2 separate regions of the Homo sapiens genome follow, and region 1 is linked to region 2. Evidence: chromatin loops called from intact Hi-C (ENCODE). Cell type or tissue: PC-9. All regions are shown on one strand. Each heading gives the region's core, and the rest is flanking DNA. Links, peaks and the distances in the headings are about the cores only. Region 1 overlaps HTR3D (5-hydroxytryptamine receptor 3D). Region 2 holds the start of MIR1224 (microRNA 1224).

Region 1 (9,003 bases), core at 1-5,000, 200 kb before region 2:
GGCTGGAGTGCAATGACGTGATCTCAGCTCACTGCAACTTCCACCTCCTGGGTTCAAGTGATTCTCCTGCTTCAGCCTCCTGAGTAGCTGGGATTACAAGGGCCCGCCACCATGCCCGGCTAATTTTTGTATTTTTAGTAGAGATGGGGTTTCACCACGTTCACCAGGCCGGTCTCAAAGTCCTGAACTCAGGTATCTGCCTGCCTCGGCCTCCCAAAGTTCTGGGATTACAGGTATGAGCCACCGTGCCCAGCCTTTTGTCACTTTTTTCACTGATAAACCTTCAGTACTAAAACAATACCTGGTACTCAGTAAATAGTTACTAAATAAAGCATCCCTTGAGGAAGAAACAAAGGCTCTATGCCAGTGATTCATGGTGAGGGTGAGCCCCGCCTTCCCCAATGGCTGTCAGAACTTTTTGGAAGGCAGGAATTTTTGTTTATTTTTAAAAAGATATGGTAGAAAGAGTTAGGAAACACTGCCTTAGGGATATGATGATTCCAAATCCTGATAACCCCAAAATATCTGATACTGTCTGCTTTCCCTCCCACTGGTCTCAAATGTTCCCCTGCAAAGTCACTAGAGATTAGACCTTGACGAGAAAAGCAATTAGAAATGAAAAGATAAAACACACGCGACACCTAAGTCGGTGGTTCCACAGTCTTGCTAAGAGCACGTCGGTAGGAATAAAAATTTAAGTGGAGAAAGTTGACACCTTGGGCCAAAAGGAATGAGATACATTTCAGAGGTAAGCAGCATGGGAGACTCTAACCTTGTGAGACGCCTTTGGATGAAAAGACCGGATGCTGAAAGGGACGGGAGGTAATATTTCCTTACTAGACAGTTTGGCCTGGGACAAATCCCAGTTCTTACTCTTACCTGTCTTGACAGCCTCCCAGCCTACTTCTCACTTGCCCCTCCTTCTCCTCCCCACCAGGTGGCCATCAGGCGCAGGTGCAGGCCCAGCCCCTACGTGGTAAACTTTCTGGTGCCCAGTGGCATTCTGATTGCCATCGATGCCCTCAGTTTCTACCTGCCACTGGAAAGTGGGAATTGTGCCCCATTCAAGATGACTGTTCTGCTGGGCTACAGCGTCTTCCTGCTCATGATGAATGACTTGCTCCCAGCCACTAGCACTTCATCACATGCTTCACTAGTACGTCCTCATCCATCAAGAGACCAAAAGCGAGGTGTGTGTTGGATGGGGAGAGGGATGGGCAGAACCAGGCGAAGTGAAAAGGGATCCTGGAAAAAGATCCTCTGGGAAAGAAACAAGAAATTCTAGGTGGCGCCTCTGGCCCTCATGCAGACCCCCTTGCCTGCAGGTGTCTACTTCGCCCTGTGCCTGTCCCTGATGGTGGGCAGCCTGCTGGAGACCATCTTCATCACCCACCTGCTGCACGTGGCCACCACCCAGCCCCTACCTCTGCCTCGGTGGCTCCACTCCCTGCTGCTGCACTGCACCGGCCAAGGGAGATGCTGTCCCACTGCGCCCCAGAAGGGAAATAAGGGCCCGGGTCTCACCCCCACCCACCTGCCCGGTGAGGGAAGTCATACTTCCTCTTCCCCCACCTCCACTTCTCTGCTCCTGCCTCCTTCCCTGTCTCCCTCCCTCCACAGGTGACATTTGCAGCCCATGGCTGAGTCTCTGTCTTTCTGTAGGTGTGAAGGAGCCAGAGGTATCAGCAGGGCAGATGCCAGGCCCTGGGGAGGCAGAGCTGACAGGGGGCTCAGAATGGACAAGGGCCCAGCGGGAACACGAGGCCCAGAAGCAGCACTCGGTGGAGCTGTGGGTGCAGTTCAGCCACGCGATGGACGCCCTGCTCTTCCGCCTCTACCTGCTCTTCATGGCCTCCTCCATCATCACCGTCATATGCCTCTGGAACACCTAGGCAGGTGCTCACCTGCAAACTTCAGTCTGGACTTCTTTTTGCCAGAGAACTCCAGAAACCAGTCAGGCTCTCAGTCAGCCTTGTGGCCCTGTCAACCGCCTCATTTTTAACCCAGTCCTCTGTGTAGTTTCAGACCAGACCTGAATAGTCTCCTATGCCCTCCAAAAGTCGGGTCCTTGCTCCTGCATGCCATCAGCCCCACTCAGCCCTCCCATACCTCCCTGGCTCCTCAGGATTCAGGTTCCTAGGGTACGTCCTTGATTAAATCACCCCAATATGCCCCTTTGCAGAAAGTATTGGCTTTTCCCTGAATTCTGTTATGGTAAAAAAAATCTTGGGATTGAGAGTCTTCTTGCAGAAACTTCTCAGCCAAAGTAAAAAGGATTTTCTCTTACGTGTGTGTTTTTTTAAGTCTATCAGACAACATGTGAAATGTAGGGGAAGAGAAAGAAGGGGCCAAAATCTATTAGAAGGAATTATAGAAAAACAGAGATTAACTTCCTAAATCCAGCTACTCTGGACTTAAGCTTCAGAAATTAATGTGCCAAAACTAGGCCTCTCCTGCTTAAAGAGCGCAGCCTTTTGTTACACCCTGACGTATGACTCATTCATCATTAAGTACTTAGAGTGTTAACATAATCCTGCATTACCGTTAAAGTATCTGTGTTGCAATTTGAGTTGATGTACCCTTAATCATGCTAAGAAAAGAACATAAGGCCAAGGGAAGCACATTTGAAAATGACATCTACTTTACTTGAGAGGAACACAAATGCCCCCGTATGAACTGGAAAGTGCCTTTTCCTAACACTTGTCTTATTATTTCGAAGGTCTTTGCCTAGGGAGCACTAGCTGCCTTGCACAAGTTGAGGCTCTACTGTGCCCTTGGACATGAGAGCTAAGGCATTTGTTGGTTCAGAAAGCACCTATTTGAGGGCAACTTAACTACACTCAAACATCATATTTTCTTTTTCGCAACGATTTATTTCCATTTCTTTCATTTATTCTACTACTTTCTATCTGTAGCTCATATTTCCCAAATCATGACCATCTAGGAGTAAAAATAGACTCACAAAATGGTTCACTAAATAATATTTCTCTGGCTTCTCCTCTCCACTGCTCTTTCCCAAACTCCTTCGGCTCCCTCTGGTCACTGTAGATGCCCAAAGGGTGGCAAGGTTGCTAATGTCCACTAGAGGTAGTGCTAGTGCCTGCCAAAGGTTCTACCCCACATTAGCTGCAAGAGTATCTGCTCTCTCAGAGCCATAGCCATGGTCGGGACTGGATCCTGGAGCTACAGAGGCTCCCAGCTGGATGCTGCAACCCCAGGACCAGCTGTCACTCGCTTTTTTCTTTCAGTTCCACTGGGACTCCAGAGGGGCCCATGGGCATCTGGGGTGTTAAATCAGAAATACCCTGCAATACTCTGAATCCCTCCTGTCACTCAGGCCCATGGTCTTCAAACCAAATTGTGTCCCTTCATTCTCTTTTTAGGATGCATTTTGTTTTTGTTTTTGTTTTTCCAAGAAGATCTTTTGCTCCTCAGTTTCCAGAACGCTGCCGGCATTCTTTTCACCATTACCGTCCTCCAGGCATGTCCACAACCTGGGGAATACAGCCCTCACATTCACCTAAGTAAATTGCTGTGTCTGTCATTATTTTGGCAGTTCCTCAACTCACAGATTTCTAAAAGGTGGGCCTTCAGGAAAGACACAGTACTAGTAATAATAACCACCAGTTACTGAGTTATTAATACGCGGCAGGCACTCTAAGTGCGCCGTGTGAATGCTCATAGTAACGCTATGAAGTAGGAACCATAGATTCAAAAACCTTTGGAGCCAAATGTGTTTTGGAGTTCGGAATTTTTCAGATTTTAAAAAGGTCATAAGTGTGCATTTATTTACTATATGTTACTGACGCCCCAACTGGGGTATGGAGCAGCACCCTGTAACCAGCAGATTAATATTTCTGCAATGAAATCTAAGAATATTCACACTAGGTGGAAAAAATAAAACTATGAATAGCTTTGCATCAATTCTGGTCTGTTTTGCCACCAAATATTTGGTGTATTTTTTTTTTTTTTTTGAGACGGAGTTTCGCTCTTGTTTCCCAGGCTGGAGTGCAATGGCACAATCTCAGCACGATCTCCGCCTCCCGGGTTCAAGCGAGTCTCCTGCTTCAGCCTCCCGTGTAGCCGGGATTACAGGCACCCGCCACCATGCCCGGCTAAGTTTTTGTATTTTTAGTAGAGACAGAGTTTCACTATGTTGGCCAGGCTGGTCGCGAACTCCCGACCTCAGGTGATCCACCCGCCTCGGCCTCTCAAAGTGCTGGGATTACAGGCATGAGGAACCACGCCCGGCCGCCACCAAATATTTGTAAAAAATCATTTAGTTTTCCAAGCTCTTTAGATTTTAGAACTGTGGTTTTGTATTATTGTCTCCATTTTTTACCTGTAGAACATGAAGACAGAGAGGCCAGTTAGTGGCCTCACAAGGTTCCACAGCTAGTTAAGCGACAGAGCTGCAGTCTGACCCGAGGCTGGCTGACTCCTAGAGGCTGGACTCCTAACCTGTCTGCTACATTGCTTTCCAAATTGAGGAGGAAACCCAGAGAGGTGCTCAGAGTCCCATATGGAGACATCGGTATCACTTCAAGTCTCTATCAGCTGACACTTTAGGAGAATTAAAACAGCAAGAGCAAGGCCCTGATCAGGGTCCCAAAGACAAACTTTCTTTTACATTTCCTTTTACTCCCTCCGCCATTTTCCCAAGTCCCACCTCTATCCCTTACCCACTCTCTCCTTACCCCGTCATAAGGCCCAGCACCTAAGTTCACTATTTATACTTTCTCCATTCCTTTCTGGAAAGTGTATTTCCCAAATCGACTCTGACCGATTCATCTTTTCTCTGTGCTCCCTCTGGATTTAGTTTTTTGGCTGCTAATGTACATTGTACTGCCAGACCCTTGCGGACCTTCCACTCCTATAACCCCATACTGAGATGGTCATTCTCACTTGAAAACTCACCCTCAACTTTTTCAGAGTAGCTTGTTTACCCAGCTTTTGAGGGGCTCTGAAATTATTTAAGATCAATTTGCATTATTTTGTCTTCCCCCCATCTTCAGGTACATATTTCTTTCTTTTTCTTTCTCTTTCTTTTTTTTTTTTTTTTTTTTTTGAGACAGAGTTTCACTCTGTCACGCAGGCTGGAGTACAGTGGTGGAGTACAGTGGTGCAATCTTGGCTCACTGCAACCTCTGCCTCCCAGGTTCAAGCAATTCTCCTGCCTCAGCCTCCTGAGCTGGGACTACAGGCATGCGCCACCATGCCTGGCTAATTTTTTTGTACTTTTAGTAGAGACGGGGTTTTACCATGTTGGCCAGGCTGGTCTCGAACACCTGACCTCAGGTGATCTGCCCAACTCGGCCTCCCAAAGTGCTGGGATTACAGGTGGGAGCCACCATGTCTGGCCAGGTACATATTTCTCTGCTTCGTTTCTTCACATTTTCCCCAAAATGTAGCTTTAAGTTTTATTTTAACAGAAGTGTGCAGTTTATCTTTTTTGACACATGGATTAATATTCTATATATCTCCTTTTAGTAAGAGAAGGCATGATATAATTATAGTGATTTTATTTTCTCCACAAGCAAAATCTGAACATGTGATCCTAACATCAATGGTAATCATACAGAACCTTTGAATCTGGAGCTCTCCCACAAAATTAACAGGTGTGCCTGCTGCTTTGCTGTTCCATCTATAATAGAATCATATGATAAGTACAGTTTGTGCTAATGACTTTCCTCTTGTTATCTGGCAAACCTCTGAAAGGCTTTGCAAGGTAATTTATGACCTCTTTAGAAACCTTGCTGACAGGCACTGGTCCCTCCTGTGCCACCTTGCATTTGACAGCCTGTTTCTGCCTGGCAGCTCCTCACTTTGTCCATTCATCTGCAGTGCTATCCTGTGGTTCTCACATGTTCACTTTCTCATTATCTAAACCATTATAAACAGTATTTCAGCCAGGTATGGTGGCTCACGCCTGTAATCCCAGCACTTTGGGAGGCCAAGGCAGGCAGATCCTTTGAGCTCAGGAGTTCGAGACCAGCCTGGGCAACAGTCTAAACCTCATCTCTACAAAAAATACGAAAAATTAGTCATGGCATGGTGACATGCACCTGTGGTCCCAGCTACTTAGGAGGCCAAGGTGGGAGGATCTCTTGAGCCTGGCAGGTCAAGGCTGCAGTGAACCGAGATCACGCCACTGCTCTGAAGCCTGGGTGACAGAGTGAGACCCTGTCTCAAAAAAAAAAAAAAGCATTTTTCCATGTTTAATCTACTTTCTTTTGGTTCCATATTAACTTCACACTAGAATATTTGTCTTGTTATCGTGTTTCAGGGCAGGACCTGAAGGACCTGAAGGAAGGCCCTGCCCCTTCCTTCAGGTCTACTCTAGGATGTGAAGCCACAGGCATTGTTTCAAACCTGTCCTTTTTCTCCTCTTCTATTTCTGATTCTCCCTTTGATAACCTCTCTTATTTGACAGTTCATTGGCACTGGTTCTTTTATACAGCAGGAAAAAAACGAAGGTACAGTAGAGAGAAATCTGGCATCTGGCTGTCCTGGGTTTTTAATCTGATGCCATTACTTGCTAGTTGGATCATATTGGCCAAGTGGCTTAACCTTATATATTAAAAATTTTTTTCATTTGTGAAGTAGAGCTAATAACACAGATTAAATTATGTTTCGAATATTGCTATTGACAATTATTAATAAGTTGATAGAAGCTGCAAAACTGAATGTGAAACACCAGAGAGCGTCCATTTTTCACACAGGCTGAAATCTGAAGTGCAAAACAGTCTTCTAGGTGGGAGGCAAGAGACATAAAGAATTACAGATTTCCAGGTCAACCCCCTCCTTTTTCAGATGGGAAAAATGAAGTGGAGAGAAGTGAAGTGACAAGTATGAAGTTATCATCATTCAACAGTGCCTGGGAAAAGAGCCTGGGCCTGTGAAAGTGGCAGCCACAGGTGAAGGCTTGTCCATCAGCCTTTTATCCTAGGTGCGGCTCAGGAGGCCCAGGACGCTCCCACTCTCCTGCTCCCAGGCACTATAGCAGCCTGACCTCAGCTGGTGACCCAGCTGGTGATTTGGGTGCTTTAGATACCTCCTGCTCTCCCAGCTCCCTAGCCCTGGCCAATGCCCTCTGCATGTGATTGCCATCTATCCGGGATGCAGAATGGCAGCCCTCACAGCCTCCTTCCACCATCAAATTCTGCCCTTGCCAGCTAACATCTATATTCCAAATCTGATCTCCCAGAGTCCCAGATGAACGGACCACCAGGGGCCATGCAGTGTGATCCTCTTGGGATAAGCTGAGGAGCTAGATATTGGTACCTGTGATTTGCAAAACTATAGCTGCTGCCCCTGCTATTTACCTTGGGATCCAAGCACTGTTCAGGCCCAGGGATTTCACTGATGAAAACCTAGGAACATAATGAACCAGTCAACAAGATTCCCTAGCTGTGAAATAATAAAAAGAGCAAAGAAAGAGCAATAGAATCAGATTAATCTGGCTTTGAATCTGGATTCTACCAATTTCCACCTGAGTGGACACTGAGCAAGTTTTTTTTTTGTTGTTTTTCTTGTTTGTTTTTTGTTTTGTTTTGTTTTGTTTTGCTTTTAGATAGGGTCTCACTCTGTCGCCCAGGCTGGAGTGCAGTGGTGCGATTTCAGCTCACTGCAACCTCCACCTCCTGGGTTCAAGTGATTCTCCTGCCTCAGCCTCCCGAGTAGCTGGAATTACAGGCACCCACCATCATGCCTGGCTAATTTTTGTATTTTTAGTAGAGACGCGGTTTCACCATGTTGGCCAAGTTGGTCTCGAACTCCTGACCTCAGGTGATCCACCTGCCTCGGCCTCCCAAAGTGCAGGGATTACAGGCGTGAGCCACCATGCCCGGCCTGAGTAAGATTTTGGACCTCTCTGCCCCTCAGTTTCCTTTCCTTTCCTTTCTTTCTTTATTTGCTTCCTTTCTTCTTTCCTTCCTTCTTTTTGTTTCTTTTTTGACAGGGTCTCACTCAATCAACCAGGCTGGAGGGCAGTGTGATCTCAGCTCACTGCAACCTCCACCTCAGCCTCCTAAGTAGTTGGGACTAAAGGCATGCGCCACCACACCTGGCTAATTTTTGTATTCTTTGTAGAGATGGAGTTTCACCATGTCACCCAGGCTAGCCTCAAACCTCTGAGCTCAAGCAATCTGCCTGCCTCAACCTCCCAAAGTGCTGAGATTACAGGTGTGAGGCACCCCACCCAGCCTCTTTCTTTTGTAAGACAGGGTCTTGCTGGAGTGCAGTGGTGCAATCATGGCTCACTGCAGCCTTGAACTCCTAGGCTCAAGCGATCCTCCTGCCTCGGCCTCCCAAGTAACTGGGACTACAGGCATATGTAGAAATGGGGTCTCACTATATTGCCCAGGTTGGTGTCAAACTCCTGGCCTTAAGCGATCTTCCCACTTTGGCCTCCCAAAGTGCTGGATTACAGGTGTGAATCACTACACCCCAGCCTCAGTTTTCCAATCTGTAAAATGAGAATTCTGTCTGAAAGCAGTCATGAGGATAAGAATGCTGTAAGTAAAGTGCTTAGCACAGTATAGGGCACATGGCACAAACTCAGTTGGTGGTGGCTCTGGTAGACTATTCTGAGCCTGGCATTTTCTGGAAAGTTAGAGAAGCATTCAGAAATAAAAGGCTGGGGCTGAGCGTGGTGGCTCACGCCTGTAATCCCAGAACTTTGGGAAGCCGAGGCAGGTGGATCACTTGAGATCAGGAGTTCAAGACCATCCTGGCCAACATGGCAAAACCCCATCTCTACTAAAAAAAATACAAAAATTAGCTGGGTGTGGTGGTGCGCACCTGTATTCTCAGCTACCTGGGAGGCTGAGGCAGGAGAATCACTTGAACCTAGGAGGCGGAGGTTGCAGTGAGCCGAGACCATGCCACTGCACTCCAGCCTGGGTGACAGAGTGAGACTCTGTCTCAAAAAAATAATAAAATTAAAAGAAAGAAAGAAAGAAAAGGCTAGGCCCTGGCTTCAGCCCTCCGGATCCCACCTGC
Region 2 (5,699 bases), core at 374-5,373:
TGATGGAACCACCCTTCTTATTCACGGCTGTGCCTCCTAGTGGGGAGTTGGCCCCTCCAGCAGTGCCTCCCCAGGCTCCACGCTGCCATGTGGTGATCCGGGGCCTGTGTGGGGAGCAGCCCATGTGCTGGGAGGTGGGTGTTGGGCTGGAGACACTGTGGGGACCTGGAGATGGCTCACAGCCTCCCTCACCTCCTGTAAGAGAAGCTGCTTGGGACCAAGCACTCCATCGGCTGACAGCAGCCTCTGTGGTCCGGGACAATGAGCAGCTGGCCCTCCGAGGAGGGGCAGAGACCACAGCTGACCGGGGTGAGTTGCTCATGGGTCCAGTCAGGACCCAAAGGCATGGGCTAAAAACAGCAAAGGTAGAGGTCTGTGTGTTTGATCACTCTCTATACCTCGCTTTGATCACAAAGGATTTGAGGCTCATCACAGACAAGATAAAAAATTAAGCGGGACAATGGGAAAAAGTAAAAATAAAAGGAAACTGAGAATGAGGTTATATTAAAGGTGCATGCTGTGAGGTTATATACTCTTGCAAGGATCAGATCCAGAACTGACAAGCTTCCTAGCAGCCAGCACAGAGGGCAACGTGATCCTGTCATGATTCACAGCACCCACAACGTAAAAACAAATCTTTGTCATTTAGGAAAATACTTAAAGTTCATTTCCTCAGTTGCACTAACCACAGCTGAAGTACTCAATAGTCAAATGTGACTAGTGGCTACCACATTGGATCATGAAGAGAGAGAACATTTCCAAGTTTTATTAGTGCAGAAGCAGGTGGAGGAAAATGTGCCAGCTAATGCTTCCTCTGGGTGTTGTCCAGAGTGCTGAATTTCTGGGCAGCCAGGGGGCTCTTGCTCTGCTATGGGTTGAAGATTCAGCCTGATCACTTCTTGTCAAAGTTGGGGAGTCTGAGCTGGTTCTGGGCCTAGCAAGGCAATCTACTCTGTTAAAGTCGATAGAGGGAGAAGCTGGGGAGAACACTGCAATTTTTTCTATGAGCCCTCTGTAGAGGGTGGGTGGTGGGGGCTCCACAGACTGCTCCTTGGTTCCACAGGCCATGCCCGGAGGTGCTGGCTTCGAGCCCTTCAGACAAGTAAGGTCAGCTCTGCCCCCTCCTGCTTCACTTGCCCTGTAGCTGTGGATGCTACTACTAGGGAGGTCCTGCCTGGGGCCCTGCAGGTGTGCAGCTCAGGTAGGGGCCTCTTCTGGTGACCTCTCAGGTGCAGCTCTCACCTCACTGGCCACTCTCCTGGACAAACCTGACTCCTGTCCCATGTGCCCCTGCAGAGCCCGCTGAGCCCCCAGGAACCCCTCCTGCCTCTCACAGCCATCTAGATGCAGCTCCTCTGCCCACTGTTGTCTACTCTAAAGGTAACACCCAAAGGTAGGGAAAGGGTAGGGGCACTTGGGCTTAGAGACCGCCCCCTGGCACTGATGATCCCCACTGCAGGACTTCAGAGAGGCTCTCCAGCAGGCGCCTGGGACTCGGACCAAAATGGCAACTCCAAGCGTGCTTTGGGGGACCCTGCCACTCCCACGGAAGGTCCTCGCCGCCCACCTCCCCGTCCTCCCTGTCGGCTCAGCATGGGCCGCCGTCACAAACTCTGTAGCCCTGACCCGGGCCAGGCCAACAACAGTGAAGGCAGCGACCATGACTACCTGCCCTTGGTGAGGACTCGGGAGGTGGAGGGTGGTGCCGCCGGGGCCGGGCGCTGTTTCAGCTCGCTTCTCCCCCCACCTCCTCTCTCCTCAGGTGCGGCTGCAGGAGGCACCAGGCTCCTTCCGCCTGGACGCGCCCTTCTGCGCCGCTGTGCGCATCTCGCAGGAGCGCCTCTGCCGTGCCTCGCCCTTTGCCGTGCACCGCGCCAGCCTCAGCCCCACCTCGGCCTCATTGCCCTGGGCACTTCTGGGCCCTGGTGTTGGCCAGGGTGACAGTGCCACGGCCTCCTGCAGCCCGTCCCCCAGCTCGGGCTCTGAGGGGCCAGGCCAGGTGGACAGTGGGCGGGGCTCAGACACCGAGGCCTCCGAGGGGGCGGAAGGGCTGGGCGGCACCGACCTGCGGGGCCGGACCTGGGCCACTGCCGTAGCACTCGCCTGGCTGGAGCACCGATGCGCCGCTGCCTTCGACGAGTGGGAACTGACAGCGGCCAAGGCTGATTGCTGGCTGCGGGCCCAGCACTTGCCTGACGGCCTTGACCTGGCCGCCCTCAAGGCCGCAGCCCGAGGGCTCTTCCTGCTACTGCGCCACTGGGACCAAAACCTGCAGCTACACCTGCTGTGCTACAGCCCAGCGAACGTGTGAAGGCTGCCCCCTGCTGCTTGGGCTGGCGCCCCACCCAACACACTCAAGTCACTGCCGCCCAGGGCTGGCCTCTTGGTGCTGGGAAAGTGTAGGCTGGTGCCAGCCTGTCCCCCACTGCTTCTTACTCCCTCCCTAGAGCCCTCTTGCCCCCACAAAAAGTGCCTGCCTGTGCTCTCTCCCTCTCCTCCCACCCCACTCACACTCCCCTCCATCCTCTGAGCTCCCTGCAACACAGTGGAAGGGTAGAGAGCCACAGTCCCCAAATCCTATGCAATAAAGTGCCTCTTAGGACTGCTTGAGTGAATTCTTTATCTGCTCCATACGTGTCCCTCACAGCCTGGACCAGGCATCGGCTGCCCCCACCTCCATGTAGGTTGCACAGAGTTGGACTTAGCAAGGTTTATTTGGAAGGGCAGAGTCCAACCAACCCCAGGTCCTGAGGGTAGACTCAGGTCCTGAGGGAAAGGGGTGGACTTCAGTGGGCTTTCTTGCTGTGTTGGGTGCTCTTGGGGAAAGGCTGCGGGCCCAGCCAGAGCTGCAGCAGGATGACGGCATGGCATATGTGCAGGGCAGCAGAGCTGCAGGATGTGGAAGGGTATGTGTTCCAGGAGAGCTCGATGAGCCCCAGCACCAACAACCTGGAGATGAGAAACAGGTTCCACGTTTCATCCAGTTGCAAGGCCTGCAGACCTGCAGCTCCTCATGCCCTAGACATAAACCCCCAACAGGAACTCCCTATCCCTTCCCACTCCCCCAGGTTGTCCCAGCTGGTACCTGAGCAGGTGTGTGAGCCAGCGTGCAGGCATGGCCCACAGGAGGTAGGGCAGTGTGTGGAAATACCAGACGTAGAACTGGTAGTGGAGGGAGCGGCTGAAGCAGATGCCAATGAAGTTGGAGGTGAAGAGGGTAGAAACGATCTGTATGCGGTGGTCAAGGCCAAGGGCAGGAGTGTGTGTGGGGGGGACTATCCCAAAACAGAGGGGCAATAGTTTTTAGGTCACATAGCCCTCTGGCTCTGCCATTCCTTGATGCATGCCTTTGGGCAAGTTTATTAACCTCTCTGGACCTGCTCCTCAACCAAATATGGAATATGGAGAGAGTAATACCTAGGGCCATAAGGTCTTGTGGGTTTGAACCCCTAACTTACTGGCTGTGTGACCTTGGTAAGTTACTTAACCTCATGAAGTCTTAATTTTTCCATCTGTAAAATGAGAATAGTAAATGTAAGTGTACCTCCCTGTCTCGGGGTCTCTTGTGAGCTTTCAATATTAGAACATATGTAAATCTCTTATGATAGTACCAGGGAGAAGTACTCATAAGAGTAGCTCGTATTTAGAATTAAGAATCAAATATCCTTCAATATGTGAAGTGCTCAGCACAGTGGTGCAGAATAGGACTTCTATGATTGGGGTCCCCTTTCCTCGCCCAGGTCACCAGCTGTCAAGGGATACCTGACCAGGACTCTGTCAGCACCTAGAGAGGGCAAGACTTACCTTCCCACAATTTAAAGGATATGGTTGGGTGTAAGGGGCTGGGGTGGAACCTTCCTTTTGGAGGGATCCCTCAGCAGCGACAAGATACTTTCCCCTGTCCTGGAGAAAAGCCATTCAGACAGTTATCAAGCCCCTTTTGTGAGTCAAACTCTAGACTCACCCCATGAGCTTAACTGACACTTCCCCCAAGCAGCCCCTAAGGCTTAGGCCCTTCACTCCTTCCCCCAACTCTGCCCATGGCACTACTGCCTTTTCTCACCTGTGCCACCTGCAGAGGGCAAACAGCAGGAGCAGGGTGAGGTGGGCAGTCAACAGGGCCAGGTGGAAGGCTCGATGCAGGAAGAGCGCCTCTGGGAGGAAGCGCCAGTTCACTGTCCAGTGGAACAGAAACTGGCGGCCAAGGTCAAAGGAGCGGGACAGGTAGCCGCTGGGGTTCTCCAGCAGGAAGGGCAGCCCCAGCACCACCTGAGGATTGGTGTGATGTCAGCAGAGCTGCCAAGGCTCATTCCCAATGACCAGCCTTCATGCTACTCATTGAGGGGTGTGGGACGGGGATGTAGGCCTCAGAGGTTCCCCAATTCCCACTAGAAATAGCAGGAAAACCACGTTCCCCACCCCCCGGCCCAGGCCAGTGCCTGGGGCCAAAGAAGCTCAGGAGGCAGGTCATAACAATGCTTTAAGGTGTGGATTCACCAAGTCATAACTGGGCAGAGCAAGGAAGGCTCTCAGAAGCCAGGCAGGGTGGCTCATGCCCAAAATCCTAGCGCTTTGGGAGGCCAAGGCAGGAGGATTGCTTGAGCCCAGGAGTTTGAGACCAGCCTGGGCAACCCAGCAAGAGCCCATCTCAAAACTTAAAATTAAAAAAAGCAAAAAGGCTCTCAGAGACCATCAAATTTAATACCCTATTTTACAGCTATGGAAACTACAGCCTAGCGATAGTGGCTCCCTAGCTCAGAATCAACTCCAAAACCCTGTCTCTTGGCTTTGAGGGAGTCTCAGGGATAGAGCCCCTCAATCAAGACAAGTGGCTTCTCCTTGATTAGAAAGAGGAAGGGTGAGATGGGGGTACCTGAAGGCCAGCACAGATTCCCAGCTTGGGGAGGGCCCCACGGAAGCCAAACTGTGTGAGGAGAAGAAACAGTAACCCAGGGGCGAAGAGCAGCACATTCATCTTCACAGAGACTGCCAGGCTGGGGTGAGCAGGGGAGAGGAAGGGTGGAGATCAGCTCCAGGGCCATGCACACAACACCCAAAGACATACCCCCCACCATCACCACAGCAACCTCCCCCCCGCCGCCACGCCAACAAACTCCAAGATGGGACCTACACTCACAACTGTTGGAGGGAAGAGCCTGGAGTAGGCAGGAGGCAGATACATAGTCTCTATGCCTACTAGATGCGAATGAGCATATACTGAGTATTTAGAATGTGAAGGACTAATTCCAACAAGGAATGCTGTCTGGGAGGAAGACAGGATGGAAAGAGGGCATGTGTGTATGTTGGGGGATGGCAGGGCAGAAACTTTCTATAGATCCTGGACTCGCTTTGTGGAGCCCTGAGTGACCCATGCTGTCTTGGCTACTCCTTTACTCCCTCTGCTGCAGGAAATTGGGAAGAGATGGAAATGCAGAAAACGAGAGGGGACCAGAAAGGAAGAGGTGTTGACCTGAAAAAGCAGCAACCCCAGCCCCAGCGCTGGGCCAGCAGGAGGTTGATACTGAGGAAGAGCAGCACCATGGCCACTGGGTCATTGAAGAGCCGCAGCACAAAGATGGAGTGGACACGGTAAGAGGCGCAGCACATGAAGAAAAAGACGAAGGGAGGTACCTAAAGGGAAAACACAGTAAGGTACAAGGTCAGCTCAGCAAGCCTGAGCCATCCCCACCACCCAGCCC

The links. Hi-C counts contacts between places; a loop is a spot of excess contacts. Peaks named below come from ENCODE experiments on the same cell type or tissue, not always from the same donor. Only the 100,000 strongest peaks of a DNase experiment are listed, where the experiment ranks them.
Region 1: it touches region 2 in a loop (6-fold over the local background); 5 of 110 quality-filtered maps call a loop at or near these places.

The regions. Positions count from the first base shown.
Region 1 is chr3:184,037,084-184,046,086 of GRCh38, forward strand. HTR3D (5-hydroxytryptamine receptor 3D) reads left to right here. Exons shown (of 8, transcript NM_001145143.1): 6 at 938-1,190; 7 at 1,326-1,541; 8 at 1,663-2,286. The coding sequence ends at 1,892. Among named protein-coding and RNA genes, the nearest start is that of HTR3D, 9.8 kb to the left of the region's middle. RefSeq lists an enhancer at 1,544-2,044. In PC-9, for the core only: CTCF peaks have their summits at 1,057, 3,119 and 3,319; a DNase peak (open chromatin) is centred at 3,055.
Region 2 is chr3:184,239,728-184,245,426 of GRCh38, forward strand. VWA5B2 (von Willebrand factor A domain containing 5B2) reads left to right here. Exons shown (of 20, transcript NM_001390846.1): 16 at 1-309; 17 at 1,064-1,201; 18 at 1,297-1,380; 19 at 1,460-1,677; 20 at 1,763-2,602. The coding sequence ends at 2,311. It overlaps ALG3 (ALG3 alpha-1,3- mannosyltransferase), which reads right to left. Exons shown (of 9, transcript NM_005787.6): 4 at 5,471-5,631; 5 at 4,874-4,994; 6 at 4,064-4,269; 7 at 3,827-3,903; 8 at 3,086-3,230; 9 at 2,574-2,949. The coding sequence ends at 2,787. It overlaps MIR1224 (microRNA 1224), which reads left to right and starts at 1,678; the gene lies at 1,678-1,762. RefSeq lists a silencer at 2,194-2,488. In PC-9, for the core only: CTCF peaks have their summits at 2,339 (motif pointing left) and 2,538; a DNase peak (open chromatin) is centred at 2,254.